2 separate regions of the Homo sapiens genome follow, and region 2 is linked to region 1. A link is a contact called in ENCODE Hi-C or POLR2A ChIA-PET data. All regions are on one chromosome and are shown on one strand. The core of a region is the stretch at or near the end of the contact, and the rest is flanking DNA. Distances in the headings are between cores, read along the strand shown. Region 1 overlaps LINC03036 (long intergenic non-protein coding RNA 3036). Region 2 overlaps DENND10 (DENN domain containing 10).

Region 1 (6,522 bases), core at 1,367-3,866:
ACGGTTGTGCAGGCAATACAGGAAGTATGGCTGGGAGGCCTCAGGAAACTTACAATCATGGCAGAAGATGAAGGGGAAGCAGGCACAACCTACATGGCTGGAGCAGGAGGAAGAAAGAGAGAAGGGGGAGGTGCTACACACTTTTAAACAACCAGATCTCATGATAACTCACTATCATGAGAATGGTACCAAAGGGGAAATCCAACCCCATGATCCAATCATCTCCCACCAGGCTCCACCTCCAACACTGGAAATTACAATTTGACATGAGATTTGAGCAGGGACACAGATCCAAACCGTATTGGTTACATTGCTTTACATGTTCTTTTTTTTTTTTTTTTTTTTTTGAGATGGCGTCTCACTCTGTTGCCCAGGCTGAAGTACAGTGGCATGATCTCAGCTCACTGCAACCTCTGCCTCCTAGGTTCAAGCGATTCTCATGCCTCAGCCTCCCGAGTAGCTGGGATTACAGGCACCCGCCACAACGCCTGGCTAATTTTTGTATTTTTAGTAGAGATGGGGTTTTACCATGTTGACCAGGCTGGTCTTGAACTCCTGACCTCAAGTAATGTGCCTGCCTCAGCCTCCCAAAGTGCTGGGATTACAGGCGTGAGCCACTGTGCCTGGCCAATTTACATGTTCTCCATAGCTATGGTGCTACAACAGCAGAGTTGAGTTGTTTCAACAGAGACCATGTGGCCTATAAAGCCTAAAATATTTCCTATCTGATCCTTTACAAAAAAGGTTTGTTGATCCCTGCTTTAGGGGATATACAGGAAGAAGTGTGATCCCTGCCTTCATGGAGTTAGCCTTGTAGGGAAGACAAGTAATGACACACACATACAAACACAAGTAAGAATTACATTTGTGTTACGTGCTGTGAATAAGTACCAGTAAAACCAGTACAATCAGGGAGGCTGAGCAAAGCTTCCTTGAGGAAATGATATTGATGCTGAGGCTTGAAAGAGGAACGGAATTGACCAGGCGAACCTTGCAGGAAGAGCTGACCAAGCACCAGAGTTATGTGTGTGAAGGTCCCTTTCTTAGTCAACTCAGGCTGCTATAACAAATTACCATAGACTCGGAAGCTTATAAACAACAAATTTATTTCTCACAGTTCTGGAAGCTGGAAGTTGGAGATCAGGATGCCAGCATAGTTGGGTTTTGGTGAGCGCCCTCTTCTTGGTTATAGAATTCCAACTTTTCATTCTCCCACGGTGAAAAGAGGGTGAGCTAGCTCTCTGGTTTTTTCTTATAAAGCCACTAATACTAATCCCACCCATAAGGGATCTATCTACCCTCATCACCTGATTACCACCCAAAGGCTCCTTCTCCAAATACCATCACATTGGGGATTGAGTCTCAATGTATGAATCTGAGGGGGACAAACGTTCAGTGCATAACAGCCCCCAAAGCTGGAAGGAGATCAGCAGGGTGAGCAAGGGGTAGGGGTGGATAGCACGAAGCCTGGGGAGGAGGAAGGGATGGGGCCAGGCCCTCCCACCAGGTGAGGAGGTAGGTCTGTATCCTAAGAGGACCGGGTTAGCCACTAAAATCCTTAAGCATAGACTACATAATTACACTGGCATTTTGAGGCAATTGGTTTGTTGATTGTGTAGACAGTGTGGAGAGTAGATTGGACAAGGACAGAGTGGAAATGGGTGGACGAGTTTGGAAGTCCCTCCAGGTGAGAAGTGATGGTGACTCAGACTTAGGAGGGCAGGGGAGAGAGAAAACTGGACCATTTCCAAATGCAGGCTTAGATTAGGTTCCGTGTGGACTCAGGGGGGACCTGGGAGAAGAGGGGCTCTGGGGGTGGGGCAGAGGTCATGGCCAGGAGGAAAGGAGTCTTTACAGGTCACTTCCCTAATTTGCCATGCCTCCTGCCTGTCCATCACAACCAGCTGATCCACCCTGTGCCAGCGAGCAGAGGCTCAGTCCCTGGGTCAGGCCCAGCTGGGGTGACCAACCATCCCATCTGCCCAGGATTGAGGGGTGTTCTGAGAGCCTTCAGCTAAATTGGGGTTCCAGTACCAGCACAGCTGGCAACCCTGCCCTAATGAGAAATGAAGAGGAGGTGAACATGTTGTTTACAGGACGCCTTTCACACGATCCTTCTACTTGTCGGATGGCCTAATGTCTGGTTATCCAACCTTCAAATGGAGGGTGCCTGGCATAGGAAATGTGTTTATGCTGGTAGACGATCTTGTGTCTTGTCTGACCTGTGTCCAGTTTGTGTCTACCTGACCGTCACTCTGGCCCTCCTGGAAGCCCAACCTTGTGTTTCTCACCACTCCCATGTCCCAGGGAAAACCCAGTGGGGTAGCCCCCAGTTCTTCAGATGGAAGGCGCAAGTTCGATACACGACCATGACAGGAAGTCAGTTCAAATATTTTTACTTACAGATCCGGGGCAGGGAAGGCACCATGGGTAAGGAGGGCAGTCCACTGTCCGTGGGTCATGGAATGCAGGAACAAAGAGTCAAGCAGAGGGAAAGAGACAGAGAGATACAGAGACAGAGAGAGACAGAGAGGCAAAGAGTAGTATATAAGGGAATAGGAAGTGAGTCACCTTAAGTTCATGGGCAGCTGTCTGAATGGCCCGTTTAAAGGAAGCAGCAGGAAGGCGGGGGCGGGGGAGCCCATCTGGTGGGCGGGAGAGAGGCCTCTAAGTTCTCACCTGGAGCCGCGGCTTGAGTCATTTGGGTGTGGAGCTGGAAACTGTCTCAAGAGTCTCAAGAGTAACTGAGCCCTGCTTCTGGTAGGAGAAAGTTAAATGTGTATCCAAGATGGATGCTGAGGCAACATAAAATTATAAGAATTCACTGCAAAGGTTTCCCAGGGCACAGGACTTTCAGTGTTGGTCAACCGAGGCCCATGTCCATGTCTCTTTATTGAGAGGAAGGTCAACAGCCTTGGTGGGTAGCTTGGGAAGGGTAAGGCTACATGGCCAGAGGGTGGGCTGAGTGCACATTGCCTTGGTTCCGGGCCAGTTTGAACTCATTTCTTGAATATTGAAGGGCCCCGGCTCCACCTGCACAGCGTTCTCCAGTGACAGAGTGCTTTTGTGACTGTCGTCTCTCTGGGCCCCACAACAGCCACATAGGATGAAGAGAACCAGTCAGGTGTAGGAGCCATATATTATGGATGAGGAAATTTTGGCTGGTGTGTGTTGGGTGGGGGACTGTTAAGTGGTTCACCTGAGTGACCCCAGTTGAGAAGGAGCCAAGTGAGAGTCAAAGCTGTGCCCCTGACCCCATCAGCTGTCCTGACCCCTGCGGCTCAGCTGCCCACTCTGGGCTGTCTGTGGAACCAAGTGTGGGCTCACCCCAGGGCCTTGGTGGGGAGACCGAAGTGCGCCCCCACACCCGGCCATAGAAAGCTCCCAGCCTCAAGGGCCAAAGAATGGTGTTCTCAAACTGCCATGCCACAGGACAAACTGAGCTCACTGAGGGGACAGGAGAAGAAACGTGGGGCCATGAGGTCTCGGGAAGAAAGGGTGCTGGTGGAGGAACCATGGAGGACAGAGCCTAGAGGAGTAATCAACCCCTGTGTCTCCTCATCCATGCCTTGAGGCACATGGGCCAAATCACAGCTTCCCACCGGCCTGAATGTGTGAATCACTGGGCAGCTTGTGGACAGGACAGATGCCCAGCCCCACCCCAGACCTGGAGAGAGTGATATGTCCAAGGAATCGCGGCCCAGGGCTTCCTGTTCTTCAAAGCTCAGCAAGTGGGTCTGACAAGGACTCAGGTCTGAAACCATTCTCCAGCCAGTATCTGTGGCTCTTCCCAGCTGTGCGAGTGCCTTGAAATCCATACCGTTTATGAACCTTCTGTCAGCAGATTTTAGGAGGCAGCCGCCTTATGAGATGAGTGATATTAATCCATCCATTTCACAGATTAGGAAATTGGCCCTAGCTGAGACCTGCTAGTTCGTGGCTCATTTCGCTCAGCCTTAATTCTATCCAGAGCCCCAGTTGTCTCAAACCCACACTTCTAAATGACCCTAATTCACAGGTTGGCAAACTCTTTCTGTAAAGGGCCAGACAGCAAATCTTTTAGCCTCTGCCATGCACACAGACCTCAATTGCAGCCTCTTAACTCTGCCGTCGCAGCACAAAAGCAATCTTGGACATTATATAAATGAATGGTTGTGTTCCAATAAAACTCTATAGACACAGAGGTAGAAGTTCATATGTTTTACATGGCACAAAATACTTTTTTTATTTTTTTCTCCCACCATTTAAAAATATATTTTAAAATTCTTAGCTCACAGGCTATACCAAAACAGGTCTAGATTTGGCCCACAGGCCACAATGTGTCAATGCCTGCATTAATCCACTCATGTATCAGTGATGGCAGCGGCAGGCCATCTGGAGCAGCCACTGCCATCACGCTGGCCACGCAAGGAGGCACAGCCAAGGCTGCATGCTTCGTGGAGCCAGCAGGAGCCGAGGACAAGTGAGAGCCCAGCCCCTTCCAAGTTGGGGTGGGAGCTCCCTGGGTGTTGCTGCAGCCGCCCAAGCCACGGCTGCTGACCCAGGTTCTTGGGGCCCAGGAGCAGGTGGGAGCCCCACCCTCCCAGGGACACAGTTGCAGCCACCCAAATCTTGGCTGTAAACCTGGGCCTCCCACTCCACGGAGCAGGCAGGAGCCCCAGCCTCCCAGGCATAGCTGCAGCCACCGAAACTGCAGCTGCAGACCTGGGCCTCGTGCTCCATGGATCAGGCAGGAGCCCAGCGCCCCCGGGTGCAGCTGCAGCCGCCCAAACCATGGCTGTGGAACCAGGCATCCCTGCTCTCTTGGGGGCCCAGGAAGGCCCAAGTACCCCCCGACCCCCTGCCGCTGCCACCCTCACCGGCTTGCAAGCGCCTGCTCCTGCTGCCTGGCTTCTCCCTGCTGTCAGTGCCTGCTCCAATCTCAGAGCAAAGTCAGGGCCAAGACTGGGTGCTGTTGTGGCCCAGCTGGGTGTGCACACACTCGGAGCAGTGCTGACATGCCAGCCCCCTGCCTCTTCAGCCCCCTCTGGACTTTGGGTGCCACGAACATAGGAGGGAAGCTGAGTGGGGGCTGAGGGCAGCTCGGCACTGGCCTGCAGGCACCCCTTGGCACCTACAGCCTGGGCACCAAGAACAGCAGCAGGAGGCAGACAGGTTCCTGGGTGGATGGGGATGGTCCTGGTGAGGCCCCACCTTTAGGCCAGGGAGGGCTGGGCTGCCAGTCCCACAGACTGGAGTGGGAACTTGTGGTGCCTTTTCCAGACCCACCTATGGCTGCCCATGGGCCAATCAGCATACACTTCCTCCCCTCTGAGGCCCATAAAAACCCCAGGCTTAGCCAGAGCTGAGCAGACATTGGGATGACCAGCTGCAGGGAGGAGCTACCCACTCTAGGGCCTCCTCTCTGCTGAGAGCTGCACAGATAATGGGAAGACCAGCTGCAGAGAGGAACTACCCTCTCTGCTGATAGCTGAACACTTGCCAGGACAACCTGCATAGCAGAGAGGAGCTACCCTCTCTGCTAGGAGCTGAACACTGGTCGGGACAACTTGCATAGCAGAGAGGAGCTACCCTCTCTTCTAGGAGCTGAACACTAGTCAGGACAACTTGCATAGCAGAGAGGATCTACCCTCTCTGCTGATAGCTGAACACCTGCCAGGACAACTTGCATAGCAGAGAGGAGCTACCCTCTCTGCTAGGAGCTGAACACTGGTTGGGACAACTTGCATAGCAGAGAGGAGCTACCCTCTCTGCTGATAGCTGAACACTTGCCAGGACAACTTGCATAGCAGAGAGGAGCTACCCTCTCTGCTAGGAGCTGAACACTGGTCGGGACACTCTGGCTGCAGAAAGGAGCTGCCCCCTGTAGGTTTCCTCTGAGCTATTCTATGGCTCAGTGAAGCTCCTCTTCAACGTAGTCACCCTCCACTTGTCTGCATACCTCATTCTTCCTGGTCACAGGGCAAGAACTTGGGGCCGGCTGAATGGTAAAACTAAAAGAGCTGTAACACAAACAGGGCTGAGACATGCCCCTTGCTCACCACATTGTGGGTGAGAAGGAAAGAAGAGCTACAGGATGGGCAAAGAGAAGGAAAGAAGAGCTACGGCCCTTCAGGGGCCCAGACTTGGGAGCTCCTGAACCAGGGCTGTGACTCACTCTTTGGGGCCCTGTGGTTCATGGTATCTCCAACCTTCAGGGCATCACTGTGTTCCCTTGGGCCAGCCATGGAAGCAGGTTGTGGTGTGCCTGGTCCTGCCATAACCTAGCAGTGAGCCGGCACCCATGCCAGCACCTGGAGCTGCCTGCCTTGCTGCAGCAGCCAGCATGTCTGACTGTGCGCAGTGGCCGGACCCCATGCTCTCTCATACACCCCTTGCCATTCCACACCTGACTTGCCCTTGGCAGAGGTGAGTCCCAGGCCAGTAGCATAAGCCAAGTGCAGCCTGCCAGGCCAACTGGGTGAAACGAACCCAGCGGGCCTGAGTGAAACTTGGGCAAAGGCACCACTGGCACAGAGGTTT
Region 2 (6,522 bases), core at 2,747-5,246, 290 kb after region 1:
CCTCAAGTGATCCTCCCACCTCGGCTTTCCAAAGTGCTGGGATTACAGGCAGGAGCCACTGCCCCCACCTGTTATTTTTTAACTGTCCTTGCTTGGTAAAGTAAAACTCTAGGAATGATAAATTGGTCCTGTATTAGTGTGTTCTTGCACTGCTATAAAGAAATAACTGAAGGCCGGGTGGGATGGCTCATGCCTGTAATCCCAGCACTTTGGGAGGCTAAGGTGGGTGGATCACCTGAGGTCATGAGTTCAAGACCAGCCTGACCAATATGGTGAAACCCTGTCTTTACTAAACATACAAAACTTAGCCAGGTGTGGTGGCATATGCCTGTAGTCCCAGCTACTCAGAAGGCTGAGACAGGAAAATTGCTTGAACCCAGGAGGTGAAGGTTGCAGTAAGCCAAGATCGTGCCACTGCCCTCCAGCCTGGGCAACAGAGCAAGACTCTGTCTCAAAAACAAACAAAAAGGCCAGGCACAGTGGCTCACGCCTGTAATCCCAGCGCTTTGGAAGGCTGAGGCAGGCGGATCACGAGGTCAGGAGTTCGACACCAGTCTAGCCAATATGGTGAAACCCCGTCTCTACTCAAAATACAAAAATTAGCCAGGCGTGGTGGCGCACACCTGTAGTCCCAGCTACTCAGGAGGCTGGGGCAGGAGAATCTCTTGAACCTGGGAGGTGGAGGTTGCGGTGAGCCGAGATCATGCTACTGCACTCTGGCCTGGGTGACAGAGCGAGACTGTCTCAAAAAAAAAAAACAAAAAAACTGAGACTATAATTTATAAAGAAAAGAAGTTGAATTGGCTCACAGTTCTGCAGGCTGTACAGCAAGAATAGTGGCTTCTGCTTCTGTGGAGGCCTCAGGAAACTTACAATCATGGCAGAGGGTGAAGGGGAAGCAGGCACGTCTTACATGGCTGGAGCAGGAGAAAGGTGGGGGAAGGTGCCGTCCACTTTTAAACAACCAGATTTTGTGAGAACTCAATCACGAGAACCACACTAAGAGGATGGTGCTAAACCGCTCATAAGAAATCACCCCCATGATCCAGTCACCTCCGACCCGGCCCCACCTCCAACATTGAGGATTACAGTTCGACATGAGATTTGGGTGGGAACACAGATCCAAACCATATCAGTCTCTCCTCAAATAATTTTTTTTTTTGGTAATTGTATTGCTCTGTGAAATCAAAAAAATCTGGGAATCATTGTTCTAACACCAATCCCAGAGATCTGCTAATTCCTGAGTTGCCCTGAACCCTTAAAGATGATGCCATTTCCACTCTGAGAACCCAGGCATTTGCCATTGATTTCCTGAAGGCAAAGACCTGAAGGGGGAACATCAGTCAAGAGAGTCCTTGCTACCTTCTGCCACAGCTGTCATTCTTGACCCCAAGAGCAATGATTGGAAAGTAAATGCCCTACTTCAGTCTTGTCCTTGACACTGATGGATAATTTTGGAATATCTGGCGTTGTGTGAATATCTTCAGGCAACTGATAGTAATGTAGTCTTACTAACTGCCACAGGGTACAGCTAATGTTCCCGAATGAATAAAGCAGTGAAAGAGAGCAGTCGATGAGCTTTTAGACCCAATTCTTTTGATGGGTTCACCATATTTCTTCCTACTCCAGTAAGGTTGCTCATGTTTGTGATGCAGGTTACGTCGCTGGATTTGTAGACTTGGAGGTGAGCAACAGACCAGACCTCTATGATGTGTTTGTGAATCTGGCAGAGAGTGAGATTACCATTGCTCCCCTTGCAAAAGGTTTGTTCTCTGTTCTGTTCTTGATACAAGATATAAGCCAAACAGTTGTACATTTTTAGGCTGATTCTCTAAAACCAGTATGTGAGGGCTGGCTTACCAACTCTGCTGAAGATGGATATTTCCGTGTCTAGAACACAACATTTATTCCTATAAACATAGACATATTAGCAGAACATCCCGGGTGCTTATGCAGCAGAGTGTATATTAAGAAGTTAAATAGTCTGTTCATCTTGTTTCACTACTTTTGTGTTTAAACAAGGTGTATTATCTACTGCCACATAACAAATCACTTCAGAACTTAGCGGTTTATTTTCTTAATTTTGAAATGTTTCTGAGTCATACAGAACTCAGTGGTTTAAAACAACACATATTCCTTTTTCTTTTCTTCTTCTTTTTTTTTTTGGCAGAGTCTTGCTCTATTTCCCAGGCTGGAGTGCAGTGGCCTGATTTTGGCTCACTGCAGCCTATGCCTCCCGGGTTCAGGTGATTGTCATGTCTCAGCCTCCCGAGTAGTTGGGTTTACAGGCATGCACCACCATGCTCAGCTAATTTTTTTTTTTTTGAGATGGAGTCTTATGCCCAGGCTGGAGTGCAATGGCACGATCTTGGCTCACTGCAACCTCCGCCTCCCAGGTTCAAGTGATTCTCCTGCCTCAGCTTCCCGAGTAGCTGGGATTACAGGCACCCGCCACCGCACCCAGCTAATTTTGTATTTTTAGTTAGTGATGGGGTTTCACCATGTTGGTCAGCTGGTCTTGAACTCCTGACTTCATGATCTGCCTGTCTTGGCCTCTCAAAGTGCTGGGATTACTTACATATGTGAGCCACTGCGCCTGGCCTAATTTTTGTATTTTTACTTGAGACAGGGTTTCACCATGTCGGCCAGGCTGGTCTCGAATTCCTAGCCTCAAGTGATCCACTGGCCTCAGCCTCTCAAAGTGCTGGGGTTACAGGCGTGAGCCATCATGTTCTAAAACAACACATATTTATCTCACAGTTTTGGCGGATCAGGAATGACTTATGTAGAGGTAGTTTGGCTCAGGAAGTTTCAGTCACGATATCCCAGAGCCACAGTCATCTGAAGGCTCCACTGGGGCTGGAACATCCGCTTTCAATGTGCATGGCTGTTGGCAGGAGGCCTCAGTTCCTTCTGCCATGGGCCTCTCCATAGGGTTGCTTGAGTGTTCTTACAATATGACAGCTGGCTCCCCAGGAGTGAGTGACCCGAGAGAGAAAAGGAAGTCACAGTGCGTTTTATAATCTTGCCTTGATAGTCACCATTACTTCCTCCATATGCTATTTGTTAGAAGCAAATCACTAAGTTTAGTCAACACTTGAGAGAGGAATGTCTCCACCTCTTGAAGAAAGGAGTATCAAAAAATATGTAGGCGTTTATCACTACACAGGGTTAAATGTGACTCCAGTATGGAAAATCTTTTTGAAGCATGTCTTAGTAAGCATAAGGGAATGAAGCTGTTCTTAGAGCTAATGATCAGGAAAGGGTGTACTAGTGTTAGAGTGGCATTCTTAGACATTCTAAATTGTTCCAAATTAGGCCGGCCATGGTGGCTCACGCCTGTAATCCCAGCACTTTGGGAGGCCAAGGCGGGTGGATCACGAGGTCAGGAGATCGGGACCAGCCTGGCTAACACGGTGAAACCCCGTCTCTACCAAAAATACAAAAAATTAGCCGGGCGTGGTGGCAGGCGCCTCTAGTCCCAGCTACTCGGGAGGCTGAGGCAGGAGAATCAGTTGAACCCGGGAGGCAGAGCTTGCAGTGAGCCGAGATCGCGCCACTGCACTCCAGCCTGGGTGACAAAGCAAGACTCTGTCTCAAATAAATAAATAAATAAATAAATTGTCCCAAATTACAGCTACATAAAGTAGAAAAGATTGGCTTAAATGCGTGTTGAGCACTACTCAGGTAGTGGTTTTAGATGGGATTACTGATTAACAGCTTTGTTTTGTCACTTATCTTTCTCCTAAAAGTGGGGGCAGCTGAATGCTGACTCATTGGGAATTGTTAGATTCGATTATGTGAGGTTTTATTGAAAAATTCAAATTAATAGAACCATAACTGGCTTTCCTTTAATTCGTTTTAAAATTGCAAACATAATGCATGCTCATGATGAAAAATTCAAACTATGGGGTCAGATCTTTACGAAATAACTGCCTTTTGCAAAGCGAAAGTGAAAGAAAACTGGCTGTGGCTAGGGCCACTTAAGCAGCTGAAGCATTAGGACCAGAAAGGGTGGCCATCTTCCTGCTGCCCTGTGTTGCTCTGTGTCTATAAAAATGGGCTCATCCTAATCCGCACCAGTTGAATGGAGTCTGTCTCTTGAAGTGACAAACAAGTTTCTGTTAACCTCCTCAGTGCAGACAGTAGCAATGTATGTAACCAGGCTAACTTAGGTGGTTTCCTTTGCTCATTTCTAAGAATCTAAACGAATTGAGCGCCCAGCTGGCTTCTGCAGAACTGACAGGAAGCTCCTCTTTCACAATATTCCCGCCAAAAAGATACATTTCTTAACTGTAAAGAGCTGGACTAGAACGTCAGACTCTTGGCTTATAGTCATGACTTAGTTGTAGTCAGAATTGTTCATTATGCTTTGTCTGGGAAGAAAAATAAAAATTTTGGTCAGGTGGGTGTGAAGGGGAAATCTGGTTTGGTGTGATGTGTTTTTATGTTTGCCCAGAAGTATAAATCACGATTATATTATGCCTTTCCTCCCAGCATGTTGTCATATTTGTGTCTAGTGATAAAATGGACATGTGGGAGGTTATCAGCTGCTTTTTGAAAATTCCCTCAGTGTGGTCTTCCAAGTTTTCAGATAGATGGCATGATTATTTTTTATGTCGATTTCTAAATATTCACCTTCTTGATCTCACCAGAGGCCATGGCAATGGGCAAACTGCACAAAGAAATGGGTCAGCTAATTGTTCAGTCTGCAGAAGATCCAGAGAAATCAGAGAGCCACGTTATACAGGTAACTCCCTCACCTTCTGACTTACTGAAAGTCCTGACCCGGTGTCGCTGGGTGGTGTGCGGCAGAGCTGTGCACATAAGCAGAGTGGGGGGCTGTGGTAGAGGCCAGCGGGCAGGTGCTTAGAGAGGGTTTACAGACGGCCACAGTGATGATGGACAAGCAGGTGCAGGCTGGCCTGATCTAGTTAGTTACTGGGCTCGAGGGCAGGTATACACAGGGGCTGGTGCTGACACCGACCGCTGGCAATGAGAAATGTAACTACCAAGTGGTCTGGAAGGCTTTTCTGGGCCAGCCAGTGCATTCTTTCTTCCTAGGAGAATTTCCCTGGAGGAACAAATTATAAAGGGGAGGTTGTTGCTGAGCATGGGGAACTAGATTGTCAAAATTTTGCTTTGCTTGTCTCCAGGACAACAGAAATCATGCAGTCAGACTCCTGTCCCACTTAGTGACTGTTGCCACATGCCGCAGAGCCAGCTCCTTGCTGGTGTCTACCTGGCATGCTGACCAGCGTCCATGTGGCCCAGTGGGCACCTGCTCTGCCCTTGCCAAACTGGGATGGCAAATGGGTTTTATTTCTTGTGCTTTCCACGTGGTGGCCTGCAGCCCGCCCAGCTCCTTGCATTTGGCCTGTTCCCAGCTCCTTGCTCCTCTCCTGAAGGATACACTTCCAGCGTTGCCTTATCTAGATGCCTGACTCATAACCTGGGGCTGGAGGGCCCAGAAGGACTGTCTCCCATCTGCACCTGTCCTACCTGGGGGTACGGGGGCACCTCTGATATGCAGGCTTTACTCATTCGGCCCAACCTGATGCCTTCTTCATTTATCCATTCATTTACTCAGTGTTTCTTGAGCTCTGTTTGTTAGGCATTGCACTGGCAGTGGGGATGCAGTGGTGAGCAAATCCCTGCCCTCATGGAGTCTGTAATTTAGTGGAGTAGATGCACAGAAAATAATAAATGACAAGATAATTACAGCCCATGTTAGGTGCTGTGACAGAAGGGGTTGAGGTGGAGAATATTGGGGGATGGGTAGGCCAGATCTCTAAGGAGGTGACATGTCAGCGGAAAGATGAGAGGGGCCATTTCTCTGCAGTGCTGGTGGCCTGGCCAGCTGTGAGCAGGAAGAGTGGGCTGATCTTGCCCTGAGGACCTGAACACTGGAGACTCTGGGGCCGCTTCTTTCCTACCATGGGAATCCTCACTGCCCACCTACCCCCAACATTAGAGTAAAGACATATTCTTACAATATCAGCAACATATGTGAATCTGAGTTTTGCATTACTGTGTTGTTCACAGACTAAAAGTGCTACCTAGATGACTTAGTATGACGTATGAGACCTTGGGGAGGGCAAGTGAAAGTGCTGGGAATGCTGTAAGGGTTCAAAAATACATGAATGAATTAATGATGTCAGCAAACAAGGAAGAAGACGTGACTTTTTTTTCCCTTTTTTGAGTTTCACTGTCGCCCAGGGTGGAGTGCAGTGGTGCAATCTTGGCTCACTGCAACCTCCACCACGTGGGTTCAAACGATTCTCCTGCCTCAGCCTCCCACGTAGCAGGCACTGGGATTACAGGGGCCTGCCACCACACCTGACTAATCTTGCATTTTTAGTAGAGATGGGGTTTCACCACGCTGACCAGGCTGATCTTGAACTCCTGACCTCAAGTGCTCCGCCTACCTCAGCCTCCCAGAGTGCTGGGGATTACAGGCATGAGCCACCACGCCTGGCCAGAAGACATGATTTTTTTTTTTTTTTTTGGAGACAGAGTCTC

The links. A loop is a pair of places that touch in the nucleus more often than their neighbours do. ChIA-PET counts read pairs that join two places held with the same protein, here RNA polymerase II (POLR2A). Pooled maps may share reads with other maps.
Region 2: a loop to region 1 is called in a pooled map, with 13 times the contacts of the local background. The contact joins two enhancer-like sites. A Hi-C loop is called at or near these places in 4 of 50 pooled maps. POLR2A ChIA-PET finds 5 or more read pairs at or near these places in 2 of 52 experiments (H1 and activated T-cell).

The regions. Positions count from the first base shown.
Region 1 is chr10:118,837,640-118,844,161 of GRCh38, forward strand. The region is part of intron 3 of LINC03036 (long intergenic non-protein coding RNA 3036); the gene reads right to left. Among named protein-coding and RNA genes, the nearest start is that of CACUL1, 86 kb to the left of the region's middle. RefSeq lists enhancers at 5,810-6,311, 6,312-6,522. Within about 2 kb of position 2,617, at least 2 of the 41 ENCODE cell types and tissues checked have a DNase peak (open chromatin) inside an H3K27ac peak, as active enhancers do.
Region 2 is chr10:119,127,860-119,134,381 of GRCh38, forward strand. It overlaps DENND10 (DENN domain containing 10), which reads left to right. Exons shown (of 9, transcript NM_207009.4): 7 at 1,656-1,763; 8 at 4,656-4,750. Among named protein-coding and RNA genes, the nearest start is that of DENND10, 27 kb to the left of the region's middle. Within about 2 kb of position 3,997, at least 14 of the 41 ENCODE cell types and tissues checked have a DNase peak (open chromatin) inside an H3K27ac peak, as active enhancers do.